Linked DNA regions of Homo sapiens: region 1 is linked to region 2. The links are chromatin loops, found by intact Hi-C in ENCODE. Cell type or tissue: mammary epithelial cell. All regions are shown on one strand. Each heading gives the region's core, and the rest is flanking DNA. Links, peaks and the distances in the headings are about the cores only.

The links. Peaks named below come from ENCODE experiments on the same cell type or tissue, not always from the same donor. Only the 100,000 strongest peaks of a DNase experiment are listed, where the experiment ranks them.
Region 1: a loop joins it to region 2, with 7 times the contacts of the local background. A loop is called at or near these places in 1 of 110 quality-filtered maps.

What each region holds. Positions count from the first base shown.
Region 1 is chr19:56,291,418-56,299,748 of GRCh38, reverse strand. All of the region lies in intron 2 of ZSCAN5A (zinc finger and SCAN domain containing 5A), which reads left to right. EDDM13 (epididymal protein 13) reads right to left here. Exons shown (of 15, transcript NM_001354658.2): 10 at 3,782-3,790; 11 at 3,387-3,413; 12 at 2,218-2,244. It overlaps LOC124900420, which reads right to left. Exons shown (of 5, transcript XM_047439799.1): 5 at 1-8,124. Among named protein-coding and RNA genes, the nearest start is that of ZSCAN5A-AS1, 19 kb to the left of the region's middle. In mammary epithelial cell, for the core only: no CTCF peak of the experiment used is centred there; DNase peaks (open chromatin) are centred at 4,008 and 4,948; H3K4me3 peaks cover 1,197 bases; H3K27ac peaks cover 2,396 bases.
Region 2 is chr19:56,214,068-56,222,398 of GRCh38, reverse strand. ZSCAN5A (zinc finger and SCAN domain containing 5A) reads left to right here. Exons shown (of 6, transcript NM_001322064.3): 6 at 73-1,096. The coding sequence ends at 824. It also overlaps the pseudogene RPL13P13. Among named protein-coding and RNA genes, the nearest start is that of ZSCAN5C, 16 kb to the right of the region's middle. In mammary epithelial cell, for the core only: a CTCF peak has its summit at 718; a DNase peak (open chromatin) is centred at 5,048; H3K4me3 peaks cover 622 bases.

The sequences.
Region 1 (8,331 bases), core at 126-8,125, 77 kb before region 2:
AAAATATAACAGTACAATAACTAAGGAGCATTTACATTGTATTATAAGTAATCTAGAGATGATTTAAAGTGTGCAGGAGGCTGTTCATAGGTTAAATGCAAGCATTATGCTATTTATATCACGGACTTGAACATCAAGGAATTTTGCTATCTGCGGGGAGGTCCTGGACCCAACCCCTGAGGATACTGAGGGACAACTGTGTTTTACCTTAAACAGCTTGTTCTTTGTAAGTTTTTGGTGGCTATTCCTTATTATATTAAGCTGTTCTCTCTACTCCTAGCTAGCTGAGATTTTTTTTTTTTTTAATCATGAACAAGGCTGGGCATGGTGGCTTATGTCTGTAATTCCAGCACTTTGGGAATCTGAGGCGGGAGGCTCACTTGGGCCCAGGAATTTGAGACCAGCCTGGGCAACATAGGGAGACCCAAACTCTACAAAAAATTTAATAAATTAGCTGGGTGTGGTGTCTCGTGCCTGTGGTCCCAGCTACTCAGAGGCTGTAGAGGGGAGGATCACTTGAGCCTAGGAGTTTAGGGCTGTGGTGAGCCGTGATCATACCACTGCACTCCAGCCTGGGCAACAAAGCTAGACCGTGTCTCAAAAAAAAAATAATGTAAGCTGTAAAATCTTACCATATTCTTTTTCTGTATCTACTGAAATGATAATGTGCTTGTTTTCTTTTATGTTAATAAGGTGGGAATACCATATATTTGTTTTTACCTATTAAACCATTGTCGCATTGCTGGAATAAAGTGAATTTAGTCATGATTGTTTAACATGTATTGCCAAATTGCACTTGCTAATATTTAGTCTAGGATTTTCCATCTATATTTATGAGGAAGATTGGCCTGAAATTTTCCTTTGTCGTATTTGTCAGATCTTTTATCAAGGTTATTCTGTCCTAAAACCGAGTTGGGAAATGACTGTTTTTAATTTTCTGGAAGATTTCCTGTAAGATCAATGTGATTTCTTCCTTTTAATTCACTATTAAAGCTAACTTGATCCTGAAAGACTTTTTTGTGTGTGGTAAGGCTATTTAATTACAGGTGGCATTTCTTTAATAGATAGAGGATTATTCAGATTTTTTTTTTTTTTTTGAGATGGAGTCTTGCTCTGTTGCCAGTCTGGAGTACAGTGGCACGATCTCAGCTCACTGCAGCTTCCGCCTCCCAGGTTCAAGTGATTCTCCTGCCTCAGCCTCCCGAGTAGCTGGGACTACAGGCACCCGCCACCACGCCTGGCTAATTTTTTTGTATTTTTAGTAGAGACGGGGTTTCACCAGACGGGGTTTCATCATGTTGGGTGGGATGGTCTCAATCTCCTGACCTTGTGATCCGCCTGCCTCGGCCTCCCAGAATGCTGGGATTACAGATGTGAGCCACCGCGCCCAGCCCAGATTTTTTATATCATTTCATTTGTTTTTGGTAATTTGTGTTTTTTTGGGATTTTGTCCGTTTTATCTAAACTTTCAATTTTATTGGCATAAAGTTTCTCCAATGATCACCTTATTGTTATTTTGTTACCTGCAAGATCTGCTATGATACTCTCTTCTTCCTTCCAAATATTGGCAGTTTGTTTCTCCTCTATTTTTTCTTGTCAGTAATGCTAGAGGATTAAATTTGTATTACGCTTTTCAAAAGAACCAACCATTAGTGTTGTTCTGGCTTTTTTTTTTTTTTTTGAGACTTGCTCAGTTACCCAGGCCGGATGCGGTGGCACAATCACGGCTCACTGCAGCCTCCACCTCCCCAGCTCAAATAATCCTCCTGCCTCAGCCTCCCGGGTAGCTGGGACCACAGGTGCTGCCACCATGCCCGGCTCTGCCTACTTTAAAACGCTCATCTCCACCATCTGGATCACTTGGTGGCTTGCTGCTATTTTCTGGTTTTCCGGCCCTCAGTCCTATCACCCAGGACTTAGCTTGGTAATTTCCATGTCGGGAAGAGAGGACTCACAGTCCACAGAAGCAGCAGCTGGGATAGAAATGTCTCCCACTCACATCTCAGTATGTTGGGTCTCCTCGATGCCCATGAGCAGTGTGAAAGGGGCAGTGGCTTGCAGACTTTGGATGCCCTTCAGGAAGGCAGCCTCTCAGGTACCAAAGCCCCTGCAGGGCCTTGATTACCTGAAATCTTCTCTTCTAAGGCTTTATCATAGCCCAGACAGAAGGGACACACTGTCTTATAGATGAGGAATGGTACGACCCCAAGCACTTACCTTCCTCCTTGCAGCCACTTGTTTCTTCTAAAAATGAAGAGATGGAGGAGAAAAAGAAGCAGGAAGAGAAGGAGGAAGAGGAAAGGAAGAAAGGGAGGGAGAGAGGGAGGGAGGAAGAGGAAGAGGAAAGGAAGAAAGGGAGGGAGAGAGGGAGGGAGGAAGAGGAAGAGGAGGAGAAAAGAAAGGAAAAGAAAAGAAACCATCAGGTGAATTATGAAGTGGGTGGAGACCAAACTCTAAATAGTGCTTCCAGGTGCCTCGAATGAGGAGAGAAGAGAATAAAGTTAGTCTCCCTGTGTCCCTGGATCCCAGGGACTCAGCTGCCTCAGGGCCTTTGCATATACTGTTCTCTCTTCCTGGAATGCCTTTCCCCCAGTTATCTCTGGCTCACCTGCCCTTCTTCTTCAAGCCTTTGCTCACATGTCATGTTCCCTGATCGCCCTTTAAAAACTTTTTTTTTTTGAGACAGAGTTTTGCTCTTGTCACCCAGGCTGGAGTGCAATGGCATGATCTCGGCTCACTGCAACCACTGCTTCCCAGGTTCAAGTGATTTTCCTGCCTCAACCTCCCGAGTAGCTAGGATTACAGGTGCACACCACCATGCCCAGCTAATTTTTTCTATGTTTACAAAATTTGTTTCAAAATAATTGTTTGTATTTTAGTAGAGACGGAGTTTCACCATGTTGGCCAGGCTGGTCTCGAACTTCTGACCTCAGGTGATCCACCCACGTCGGCCTCCCAAAGTGCTGGGATTACAGGCATGAGCCACCATGCCCAGCCAAAAAACTTAAGTTTCCCGCACTGCGTTTCCATCCCCATTACTCTATTGTCTCCATAGGACATAATAGCCTTCAGCAGACCTATAACTACTGCTCTTTGTTTTTTCTCCTCTGATTGGAATACAAGTTTCACTTGGTCACAGACTTCTGTCTGTTTTATCCTCTGCTGCATCTCTAACACCTAGAATAACATTTGGTACAGGAGAGCTAACATCAGTTAATATCTGTTGGACAAATAAAAACATGTTAAACATTTATGATGCAGATGATGATACGGATAAAGAGTGTAGGGTCTGATGATATTTAAGGGACCCCCCACCATAGAAAAAACCAGTACCTGTATATTTCTGTGCACAGGAGTGAACACGAAATAGCAGTCACCAGACTTACCATGCAGTACTTGGAGGCTCAGCAAGCCTAAGGAGGACAGGGGCATACAACGCGAGTCAGAAGGGACAGCATGATAAACACTTCCAGACCAGCAGGTCCAGCAGGCTCGCCCCAAGCCACTCCTCCTCCGAGAAGCCCTGCTGGATTGCCCGCATCGTCCTCTTGCACACTGTCCCCACTGCCACCTCCCCCCTGTGCCACACAGATTCCTGTTGTAGTTTAACTGCCTGTTACTTTTCCATCTCCCCACCTCCACTAGACTGTGAGTTGACGTGAGGGTGTGAGCTTGTCAGATCCATCTTTCAGCTTTCCACCACCCTGCCCAGCCCTAAAAAGCATTCCTCCCAAACCAGCTTCCTACAGAGTCCCGGGGCAGGCATGGAGTGAGGTGTCACCTAGGATCTCTGATGATGTCCATCCAGAAGGAGATGGGGTCCAGGAAGCAAGACAGGTCAGGGGAGCAGACAGGCCCAGAGTATGGAGTTCCCAGGAGCCGTGGAAGAGGAGGCCACATGTAGGGAAAAATCACAACATCAGAAGACAGAGCGATGGGAGCACAGGAGAGCGGAGCCCTGGGTGGGTCGTGCTGAGTAGTCAGGACATGCCACAGTGAACAGCGCAGAACAGTCAGAGGCTGCTTCGTGTGGGTTGGAGGGACGTGCAGTGACTTGCAGGATTTGCACCGCAGCAAGGTTAGGCTGGGAAGGAAGCCGCCACGCCATTCCCATCTCTTCTGTTTGTTTTTGTTTTGTTTTGTTTTTTGTTTTTTAGACGGAGTCTTGCTCTGTTGCCCAGACTGGGGTGCAGTGGGACGATCTCGGCTCACTGCAACTTCTGCCTCCCGGGTTCAAGCGATTCTCCTGCCTCAGCCTCCTGAGTAGCTGGGAGCACAGGCACCCGCAACCACACCCGGCTAATTTTTGTATTTTTAGTAGAAACGGAGGTTTCACCACGTTGGCCAGGCTGGTCTAGAACTCCTGACCTGAGGTGATCCGCCCGCATCAGCCTCCCAAAGTGCTGGGATTACAGGTGTGAGCTACCATGCCAGGCCTTTTTTCCATGTATTTTGTGTCACTCTAATGTAGGCACCTACATACTCATCCAGGGGTGGCACATTCCATCCCACCACCCGTTGTTGTTTTCTGAACTTTGTTTTTTAATAACAACTTGACTGGTATATTAATATAATTCACATAACTTATGACTCACCCATCAAGTGTACAAGACAGTAGTTTTTAGGACATTCACAAAGCTGTGCATCCATCACCACAAACAATTTTAGAACGTTTTCATCACCTGAAAAAGAAACCGTGTACCCGTTGGCCATTGCCTCCAAACCTGGTGCCCCTGAGCAGTCACTCCCCATCTCTCTGGGCTCACCCCCCTCTCCCGCGGTCCTAGGCAACCACTAAGCTGCTTTCCCTATCTGTGGACTTGCCTGCTGTGGACATGTCGTAGAGACAGAGTCATACCCTATGTGCTTTTGTGTCTGGCTTCTTTGACTGAGCACTGTGTTTTCAAGGCGCGTTTATGTTGTGTCCTGTGTCAGCACTTTCTTTGTGGCTGAATAACATTCCATTGTATGAATAGACACATTTTATTTACCCATTCATCGGTGGGTGGACATCCTGACACTTGCTTTTGTAGATGAAGTTTTATTGGAACAGAGCCATGCCCATTCACAATGTGTTGTCTACTGCTTTTGTAAATAAAGTTTTATTGGCACACAGCCATGCCCATTCACTGTGTGTTGTCTGTGGCTGCTTTCAGGCCACAAAGGCAGCATTGAGTAGTGAGTGGCAGCAGAGACCACCTGGCCCTGAAAGCCTAAGATGTTTACTATTTAGCGCTTTACAGAAAACAGAAAAAAAAATGCTGATTGATCCCTGCCTTATGTCACTGAATTCTCAAACAAGCAAAAAATATTATCTCCATTAATCAGGTAGGAAAATAGAATCTAAGGGAGTTTGGGTAAGTTACGCCCACATTATAGATGATGGGAGTAGAGTTCCCACCCAGGCCTCTTTGCCTTAAAACTCAGGCTGTCTCCACCGAACCACTTGCATCCTGGGTTAATGTGAGGGTCCGGGAGAAAGAGCCCACGTGAATCGCCCAGTACAGAGCTTGGCACCTGGTGGGCCCTTAGGCAGGTGTTTGGGATTTTCCTGCTGGGTTTGGCTTTTGCTCGTTACTGGAGCAGGGCTGGGTCTGCTTGGCACCTGGTGGGCCCTTAGGCAGGTGTTTGGGATTTTCCTGCTGGGTCTGCTTTCAGTTTGCAAAGTGCTGTCAGTGCAGCATGAGGACGGAGGCTGGAGAAGGGCCTGGGAAAAGGAGCGAAAGGAGCAAGGCAGAGGGGCCTCCTGCAGACATGGGAGTGTTCAGAACAAAGGTAAATGAGGTGGTCCTCACAGACCCTTGCTGAGCTCTTATCCCGTGCCAGACATTTTATTCAGCGGGGGGTTTCTCAACCTCCAGACGAGTGACATTTGGGGCTGGATAGTTTTTTTGTTGTGGGGGTGGGGTGTCCTGTGCATTGTAGGATGTGTAGCAACATCTCGAGACTCCCCCCATTAGATGCCGTTAGCCTCCCCTACCACCTCCCTGAGTCCTCACAACCAAAAATATCTCTAGGCATTGCCAGGTGTCCCCTGAGGGGCGAAATCTCCCCAATTGGGAATCATCCTGCCAAGTGCATGATCCTGTTTACTCCTCACAACCATATGAGGCTGGAACTATTATGTGCATTGTACCGACCAGGGGCCTGAGCCCTTCAGGAGGCGAGGGTCCGAAGCCCACGGAACTAGAAAGTGGTGCAGTCAGGACCGGCGCCCACAGTGCACACTCTCTGCCAGTTCCTCTTTCCCTTTCTTAGCATAATTTTATCTTCCTTACAATATATACAACATACAATTATAATGATAATACTTCCAGTGTAGGGATGAGGCAGGGACCTCGTTAGTCTGAGCCGCTTTGAACACTTTTGAGTTTGCATTGTTTAATAGCACCGTTTGGGATCCAGACTGGGCTTAAGTTATTCTCTGCACCTGACTGGCTGTGTGACCATGAGCAAGCGACTCTCCCTCTCTTACCACAGTGTTTTCAGTTGTAAAACAAGGACGATGACTTGGGGACTGTCATGAGTCAAGCACTTAACAACCATGCCTGGTACCCAGAACGTGCTCTTGAGCTGCAGGATACCATTTTTCAATTTGTTTTTTCAGATCAGGATGTCTTGGGTTTCACTGAGGCTCAAGCTGCATAGAAGTGGGGTTTGGAGGTGGGTGTGGGGCATGGACAGGATGGTGTCTCAGAACTGGGGTTTAGATGGCTTTGAATGTGGACCAAAAGAAGAGTGTGTCCTCAGCCGAAAGGTAGAATCAACCCAAAATTCAATCAGTGGATGATTGGATTAAAAAATGCAGTCTATCCATGCAATGGAGTATTGCTCAGCCATGAAAAGGAGTGAAGCACTGTCACAGGCCACAATGTGGCTGAACCTTGAGGACACTGTGCTGAGTGATGAAGCCAGACACAAAAGACCACATCGTGTACGATTCTACTTCTATGAGGTACCTAGAATCCTCAAACTTGCAGAGACAGAAAGTGAAATGGTGGTTGCCGGGGCTGAGGTCAGAGGGAGAATGGGGACTGACTGTTTAATGGGTACTTTTTTTTTGGTGGGGCAGTGATTATAAAGTTCTGGAGTCAGTGGTGATGGTTGCACACCATTGTGTGTGTACCAAGGGCCACTAAATCGCACACTTTAAAGTGGTTAAGGTGGGTGCAGTGGCTCGTGCCTGTGATCCCAGTGCTTTGGGAGGCTGAGGTAGGAGGATTGCTTGAGCCCCGGAATTGAAGACCAGCCTTGGCAACAAAGCAAAACAAAAAAGTAAAAAAAAAAAAAGTAAAAACAGACAAAAAAACCAAAAATAATTAGCTAGGTGTGATGATGCACACCTGTAGTCCCAGTTCCTCAGGAGGCTAAGAAAGAAGGATCGCTTGAGCCCAGGAGGTCTGCACCACTGTGCTCCAGCCTGGACAACAGAGCAAGATCCTGTCTCTAAAAAATGAAAACAAGTTACAATGGTAAATTTCATGTTTTGTATATTTTACTACAATTTCAAGACTTTTTAAAAGATGTATGTTACCCACATGTGGCAAACAGTGACTTTTTCAGGGAACAGCATGATGAAATGGTCAGAGATGTTCTTGGGGAAAATAAGTCTGAGCCACACAGCAGTGGGAGGAAGCACAGCACCGTGGTTAAGCAGCTGAGTCACGCAGCCCAGGATCCGTAACCCACCGTCACCACTGGGATGCCCAGTCTTGATCTAGTTACCTAACCTTTATACCTCAGTCAAGTGCAGATGAATAATACTTGCCTTGTGAAGAAGTTGTGGGGAATAACTACACATAACACATTGAAAAGTGCTGCTCTGGTGCCTCGCGCCTGGCACCTAGAAAGCTCTTTGTAAATTTCCATCACTGTCATCACCATCCTCATCATGGCATTACATGAATGCCTGATTCGAGGAGGGATTGGTTTCCATGAGACATCCCATCTATTTGAAGATGATGGTAATATAGCTATTTTTTCCCAGTTCTTGAGTTTAAAAAAAAAAGATGGTCAAAAGCTGAGAGTTGATCCATGGCTAAGAGTGGACCTCCCTTGGCAGAGATGAGAACAGGAGCAAAACAGAAGGGGTCAAATGTGAAACAAGACTCTTAGGTTTCAGTGCTGTTGAGATGAGATGCCAGGAGCAGAAGATCCAGTGGGCATTGTTGGGCAGCAGTGGAGGAAGGAAGGAAGGAGAGGAGAGGAAAAGGAAGAAATTAATAACGCCTTCTTCCTAGCTCCTCCCACCCTGTGGTTCTCAAAACAGATCTTCCCAAAAAAGAGAAATAAAGTGTCTTCCAGATTAATGCGATAGGCTGGGGCCCAGGG
Region 2 (8,331 bases), core at 95-8,094:
GTTTGGTTGCAATGAGTTTGGTGTATTGAAAATGCGCTTTATTAACTGTGTGTGTGGAATCCCTTCTTCCAGCAGATCTGGTGAGAGCAAAGGAGGGGAAGGACCCCCCAAAAATAGCCTCTGTGGAAAATGTGGATGCTGACACACCTTCTGCCTGCGTTGTGGAGAGAGAAGCTTCGACTCACAGCGGGAACAGAGGAGACGCTCTGAATCTGAGCAGTCCCAAAAGAAGCAAACCAGATGCCTCCTCCATTTCCCAAGAAGAGCCTCAAGGAGAAGCCACACCTGTGGGCAACAGAGAATCCCCGGGACAAGCTGGGATGAATTCAATTCATTCCCCAGGCCCTGCGAGCCCAGTCAGTCACCCGGATGGCCAAGAAGCCAAGGCACTGCCGCCCTTTGCATGTGACGTGTGCGAGAAGAGGTTTACGTGTAATTCCAAGCTAGTCATCCACAAGAGATCACACACAGGCGAGAGACTCTTTCAATGTAATCTCTGTGGGAAGCGCTTCATGCAGCTTATTAGCCTCCAATTTCACCAGCGAACCCACACTGGCGAGAGGCCCTACACGTGTGACGTCTGCCAGAAGCAGTTCACCCAGAAGTCCTACTTGAAGTGTCACAAGAGAAGCCACACAGGGGAGAAGCCCTTCGAATGTAAAGACTGCAAGAAAGTTTTCACCTACAGGGGGAGCCTGAAGGAGCACCAGCGCATCCACTCCGGAGAGAAACCCTACAAATGTTCCAAGTGTCCAAGAGCCTTCAGTCGGCTGAAATTGTTAAGACGCCACCAGAAAACACATCCAGAAGCTACTTCTCAGTGATTGCATAATCCGGTCTATGCCTTCTGCACCAAGAAGAAGTGAATGATATTTTTCATCAATGTTATCAGATGACATTTGACACATGCAAGGGCGTCTGACACACAGAGGGAGTGCCCTAGATATGAATTGCCAGGATGTTTGAGTAAATATGTGTCCTCCCCACTGAGCTTTGTTTTCTGTTTCATTATGTCCATTGTTTTCTTATAGGTTTATTTTGGTTTGTGTTGCTGTTCTTCCAATAAACGATCATCTTATTAGTTTTCAATATTGTATAACGGAAAACTGAGTTTCCTGATTGACATGGGGTTACCCACTGTTTTGCTGTAAAGTACAGTTGTCCAAGGAGGGTGGCCATATAAAATACATAATGCCTGATGAAATTTGAGTTTCAGATAAACAATTTTCTTTAGTATCAGCATGTTCTAAATTATTTATTTATCTGAAACTCAGCTTTTATTGGGTATCCTGTAGAGTTTTCGTTTTCTTTTTTCTTTCTTTCTTTTTTTTTTTTTTTGAGATGGCGTCTCCCTCTGTCACGCAGGCTGAGGTTCAGTGGCATAATCACCGCTCACTGCAGCCGCGACCTTCCAGGCTCAAGCAATCCTCCCATCTAAGCCTCCCGAGCAGCCGAGACTACAGGAGCACGCCACCAACTTGGCTAATTTTTGTGGTTTTTGTAGAGATGGAATTTTGATATGTTGCCCAGGCTGGTCTTGAACTCCGAAGTACAAGTGATCCAACTGCCTCGGCCTCCTTAAGTGCTGGCATTACAGGCATGAGCCGCTGTGCCCTGTATTGTTTTTATTAGACTTTATTATAATTATGATATTCAAATTTTTGAAATAATTTTTTGTAGTGATGGGATTTCTTGTTGCCCAGGCTGGTGTGGGGTGAGCCACCACGCCTGGCTCTAGACTTTCTTTTTCAGAGCTGTTTAGGTTCACAGGGAAATTCAGTGGACAGCACAGAGTTCCCCTAGACTCCCTCCTCACACAACACAGCCTCTCCCTGCCCAGCATCCCCAGCAGAGTGGTGCACCTGTTCCATCAGTGAGGCTGCCTGGACATATCACCACCACCCAGAGTCCATAGTGTTCATTAGGGCTCGCTCTGGGTGTTGTACGTGCTGTGGGTTTGGACAAAGGCCTCATGAGTACACACCACTGGAGTATCCTGGGGGGTATTTTCACTGCCCCCGGAATCCTCTCTGCTCTGCATATTTATCTCCCTGCCCCAGATGGTGTATTTTGTGGCCTAAATTTGGCAACCTCTAAATTCCCGATTTGACTCTTGAACTACAGAGGCATTGGGAGTCTCTGGTGACTAGTTGGTCTTAGTGATACTACCATCCCCTGAAGGCGTGGTTAATCCTCAGGTGGGTGGGCCCCAGACTCAGCTTCTGATTGAGCAGACCGGGCATGGGGCCTGAGAGTGTGCATTAAAATATATAATTCATTTTAGAATAGCTTTCTAAAGTCCATGGAGCTCCCTAATGCCCCACATGGCTTCCCCCATTGCCAACATGGTTCATTAGGATGGCACCTTTGAACTGACTGGAGCGATGAACTGACTGGATATATTGCCGTGATCTAAGGCCCATACCTTATTGAGGCCTCCTTAGTGTTTACACAATGCCCTCCTCTTCCTTCCTCCCCATCCAAGACACCACATTGCCTTGAGTTGTCACGTCTCCCTAGGATCCTCTTGGTGACAATTTCTCAGATTTTACTTGTTTGGGATTACCTGAGAATGTACATTTTAGGTGGTGCTCATGCTGCTGGTCTTGGGAGGACATTTTATGGATGGCTGATTGAGCTGACGGGCAGAGTCCTGCAATCTGCAGAGGTCTGGAAAGGTCCCTTCCCAAATAGGCTGGATTCATTTATTAAAGACTACTTTTGTAAGACTTTGGTTCTTGTCATCTTAATTTAAAGGAATTTAATCAAGAGACCCACAGCAGAGAGATGCATCATAGAATAATTGATTACAGAGGAAATACAATATCTTGAAAGTTAAGGGCAGAATAGACAGGACATCCTGGGAGCAAGGATTCAGGGCCAGCTGCTCCCAAGGATGAGACAGCAAAGACCTGCTTGAGGGAGACTCCCCTTTATGGGAGTCTTGGATGATTACACCTAGGGGGGTGGGAAGAGGTGTTACTACTAAGCATATTCTGGGTGCTCTTCTGGGCACACAGGTGCAGTAGCTGTGCACATGTCTCATTAGCGTCTTAACTGCCCGCCCAGGTGTGTGTTTTTTACTATCATAACAAGAAATGTGTCGGTTTGTGGATGGGTAAGATCAACGTGCACATTCTCTCTACAGTGGAAATACTACAGTGGAAATACCCTACTGGAGATGGCCTTGCTTGAATGAACTCAATTCCAATGTGAACGCTGAGGCTTACTGTGTTGACTGTACAGTCACCACGCGTGCAGCATCCTGAGGACGTGGTCATTTCCTTGACTGCCTATCCTGCCTCACCCAGGTCCGTTTCGGAGTAGCATTCTTTGAGGCAGGGACCTGGAATCCACCATAAAATGTACATAGACTCCCCTTTCATTCAAGAAGTGGAGGTAGGGGTGGGTGGTGGTTCTCCCTTTTGGTGATTGGGTCCAACCTTCTTCACAGACGTAGAAAATGTGTTGATAATACCACCTGCCCGTTTAATTTCAATCATGGTGCTCTATGATCCATTAATGACATCCAATGTTTCTTTAGAGCTTCATTTTCTAATTTGGCTACATGTTGGAGTCACTTGAGGAGTTTTTAATATTTTTTTTAAAAGCAATGCCTGGGGTCCAGCCCTAAGGTAATGATGTGATTGGCTGAGGATGTGGCCCCTGTGTTGAGAGTTTATAAAACTCCGCAGGTGATCTAACGTGTGGCTGAGTCTGGCAGGTCGATTTTCTTTTTTTTTTTTTTCTTTTTTTTTGAGACAGAGTCTTGCTCTGTTGCCCAGGCTGGAGTGCAGTGGCGCGATCTCGGCTCACTGCAAGCTCCGCCTCCCGGGTTCATGCCATTCTCCTGCCTCAACCTCCCGAGTAGCTGGGACTACAGGCGCCCGCCACCACGCCCAGCTAATTTTTTGTATTTTTAGTAGAGACGGGGTTTCACCATGTTAGCCAGGATGGTCTCGATCTCCTGACCTCGTGATCCACCCGCCTCAGCCTCCCAAAGTGCTGGGATTACAGGCATGAGTTACTGTGTGTGTTCACGGTGCCTGGCCCGGGTTCCTTTTCTGCCAGCTTGGAAGGGCAACCCCATGACTGAATGTGATTCTTAGGATGGCTCCGCATTTACATCCTTGTTACAGTGCATCCACCTGAAAGGCTGCACACCTGAACTGGGACTGTTAACACCCATGCCAATACAGTGTGGGGTGCCAAGAAGTGTCTGCTGATATTTGTGGGGAAAAAAATCTATTTTGTTCACCTACTGTATCAAAGGAAAATTTGGGGGAGAACAGTGGTATTGTTTTAAATCAGGGGTGAAAACAAGTTACAGATCTGAAAAAAAAAAAAAGACTGGAGGGCGATTTCTTAGAAAAGCAGAGGGATTTGGGGTCTCGGCCTTCGGGCTCCATCCAGCGCCATCGGCCTGGCGCTGCCGCCAACGCGGGCATGGATGGGCCCCTTCTTCGCAGACAGCATTGGACCGGGGCCCGGGCTCTAGGGGCGGCCTCCGGCCCAGGCTGGGAGGTTAGAGGCGGAGGCCGGGGATGGGGTGCGCGCGCGCAGGGACCTTCCCCTCGGTGGCTCCCCTCTGGTCTGCAGCCGCAGGGCCGTAGGCAGCCACGGCGCCCAGCCGGAACGGCACGATCTCGAAGCCCCGCTTCCCCAAGGACTGCAGCGGCGCGTGGCCAAGCGGTTCAACCAGCCGGCCCAGAAGATCCGCAGGCGCCAGGCCGGGCAAGCCAAGGCGCGCCGCCTCGCCCCTGCCCCGCGTCGGGGCCCATCCGGCCCATCGTGCGCTGCCCCACGGTTCGGTACCACACGAAGGTGCGCACGGCCGCGGCCTCCGCCTGGAGGAGCTCAGGGTGGCCGGCACGCGAAGAAGGGGGCCCGGACGCCGGCATTTCTGCGGATCCGAGGAGGCGCAGTCCCTGCAGGCCAACGTGCGGCGGCTGAAGGAGCCCCGCTCCAAACGCATCCGCTTCCCCGGGAAGCCCTCGGCCTCCGAGAAGGGAGACAGTTCTGCTGAAGAACTGAAACTGGCCGCTCGGCTGACAGGACCGGTCATGCCCAACCGGAATGCCTAGAAGGAGAAAGCTGGAGTCATCATCGAGGAGAAGAATTTCAAAGCCTTCGCTAGTCTCCGCATGGCCCGTCCCAATGCCCGGCTCTTCGGCATACGGGCAAAAAGAGCCAAGGAACCTGCAGAACAGGATGTTGAAAAGCAAAAATAAAGCCCTCCTGGGGACTTGCAATCAGTCAGCAGTCATGCTGGGTCTCCACGCGGTGTGTTTCCTGGCAGCAACTGGGCCTGGGATGGGACTTAGTGGCTGTGACTTCCTGGCAGCGGGTTTGGGGTTTTCTTGAAAGACAGTCCAAGCCCTGGATTATGCCTTACTTTCTGTGTTAAAAAACTGTTGGTTGTTTGACGGGGGGAGGGGGGTTGGGAGAAAAGAAAGAAAAGAAAGAAAGAAAGAAAAAAGAAAAGTAGACGGATTTGCTGGGCACGGTGGCTCACGCCCGTAATCCTATCACTTTGGGAGGCCGAGGCGGGCGCATTGCCTGAGCTCAGGAGTTCAAGACCAGCCTGGACAATACAGTGAAACCCTCCCTGTCTCTACTAAAATACACAAATTAGCCGGGCATGGTGGCGGGTGCCTGTAATCCCGGCTACTCCGGAGGCTGAGGCAGGAGAATTGCTTGAACCCGGGGGGCGGAGCTTGCAGTGACCCGAGGTCGCACCACGGCCCTCCAGCCCGGGCGACAGAGCGAGACTCTATCTCAAAAAAAAAAAAAAAAAAAAAAAAAAAAAGGAAGAAAGAAAAAAGAAAAGAAACGTGGAGGGATTCGGTGTGGGTGAGGTTGCTTCAAGCTGGTTTGGTACAAGAGCTTTCTAGCCATTCCTTATCTGTTTAGAAGTGACCGACCCACCCACCGCCAGGACGGCTCATCAAACAATGGAACCATTTGCCCTTATGGCGCACAGCTGTAATATCCAATCATCTCCAGGTGCCAAGCATGTCCTCTCATTTCATTCTCAACACGATAACGAGCGGAGGGCGGGGACCATTTCAAAGACAAAACGTGGACACCGTTTTTACACACAATGATGTTTGCACAAAATGATTGAAATGACCTGGCTTTCACAACGATCCAAAGCTACATAGAAACAAGCATAAATCTCAACTCAAGCCTGCCAGGCCCCATCCTGTAGGAACAAGTGAAATGTGAAAACTTGACCCATTGTACTAGTAGGTGGAGCTGCCACTATTTCAGTCATTGAATTGGTCTGACACATAGAATTGGGCTGACTCTGCCGACTCCTAAAACTAGAATCTAGACATTGCAGGTACATCACTCAGAGCTCCAACGAATGCCTCTGCCTTCATAGAGTAGCTTTCTGACTTCTCTTTAGCGTTTTCTCAGAAGATGCCTTGAAAATAGCCCATACAGCCAACCGCGGTGGCTCATGCCTGTAATCTCAGCACTGTGAGAAGCTGAGGCAGGTGGATAGCTTGGGTTCAGGAGTTAAAGACCAGCCTGGGCAACATGATGAAACCCCATCTCTACAAAATATACAAAAAAAAAAAAATTGTAAGGCCTGGTTGTGCACACCTGTAGTCTCAGGTACTGGGGAGGCTGAGGTGGGAGGATTGTTTGAGCCTGAGAGGTTGAGGCTGCAGGGCATTATGATTGTGTCACTGCACTCAAGCCTGGGTGACAGAGCAAGACCCTGTCTCAAAAAAAAAAAAAAAAAAAGAACAAAATAAGAAAAAAGAGAAAAAAGATAACAGCCCATATAGGGGAAGGGAAGGAACCAGGAGCTCAGTGAGGATGGCAACAGAGTCATCCAGGTTGATGGCTGTTGGCTTGACCATGAATACTGAAAGTTGAAATGGGGAGAACTGGTCAAATGCTGAATTTGTTTTTAAGTTTTAAGAAAATCCTGGCCAGGCATGGTGGCTCACGCCTGTAATCCCAGCGCTTTGGGCGGCTGAGGCAGGCAGATCACTAGGTCAAGAGATCGAGACCATCCTGGCCAATGTGGTGAAACCCCGTCTCTACTAAAAATACAAAAATTAGCTGGGCATGGTGGTGTGCGCCTGTAGTCCCAGTTACTCAGGAGGCTGAGGCAGGAGAATTGCTTGAACCCGGGAGGCAGAGGTTGCAGTGAGCCGAGATCATGCTGCTGCACTCCAGCCTGGCGACAGAGTGAGAATCCATCTCAAAAACAAAACAAAACAAAAAACAGAGAACCCCTTATCTTTTTCGTATAGTTTTACTGAGGTATAGTTGATATACAATAAATCACACATATGCAAAGGGTACAATTCAATGAAGTTGAGAATACTACTCAGCAGTAAAAAGGAATCATTGATTACACCCAAGAACATGAGTGAATTTCAAAATAATTATGAAGGTGAAGGAGGGCAGATAGAAAAGGAGTACATAAGGTATGATTCCATCGCTAGAAAATTCTACCCCTAGGCTGGGCACACTGGCTCATGCATGTAATCCCAGCACTTTTTGGGAGGCCCAGGCAGGCAGATCGCTTGAGCCCAGGAGTTCAGGATCAGCCTGGGCAACATAGTGAGACCCCAGCTCTACAAAAAAATAGAAACAATTAGCCGAGCATGGTGATGTGTGCCTGTGGTCCCAGCGACTTGGGAGGGTGATGTGGGAGGATCAGTTAAGCCTGAGAAGCTGAGGCTACAGTGCGCTATGATTGTGCCACTGCACTCCAGCCTGGGCAACAGAGCAAGACACTGTCTCAAAAAAAAAAAAAAAGAAAAAGAAAGAAAAAAGAAAAAAAAGGCAAAAATAAGGAAATTCTGTCAGTGATCTGTAATGACACAGAGAACACCAGTGGTTGTCCAGGGATGGAGTTGTGGGAGGGACAGATGATGAAGAGCCTGGGGAAGCGTTGGAGGATGGTGGGGATGTTCAGCTTCTTGATGACGGCAATGACTTCATGAGTATGTACAAATGTCAGAACTTGGACTCTGGACATGCAGGCACAGGAACCAGCTAGAGGAGCTGCCGCACAGCAGTGTAAATGCACCAAATGCCACTAAACTGTACAGATAAAACAGTTAATTTTATGTCGCGTGAAATTCATGTCAGTAAACACATTAATTAAGGTATAGGATTTGTTGAGAGACTGAGTGTGTCATGTGAGGGAAATGCAGGAATCAAGGATAACCCCACAAATCTTGTGGATTGCACATCAAGGGGGCTGGAGCCACCCTTACGTGAGGTGGGGAAAGATGTGGTCGGTCTAGGATGTGTGGTGATTGACAGCTCTGTTAGGCATCCAAGACAAGGGAAACTCCA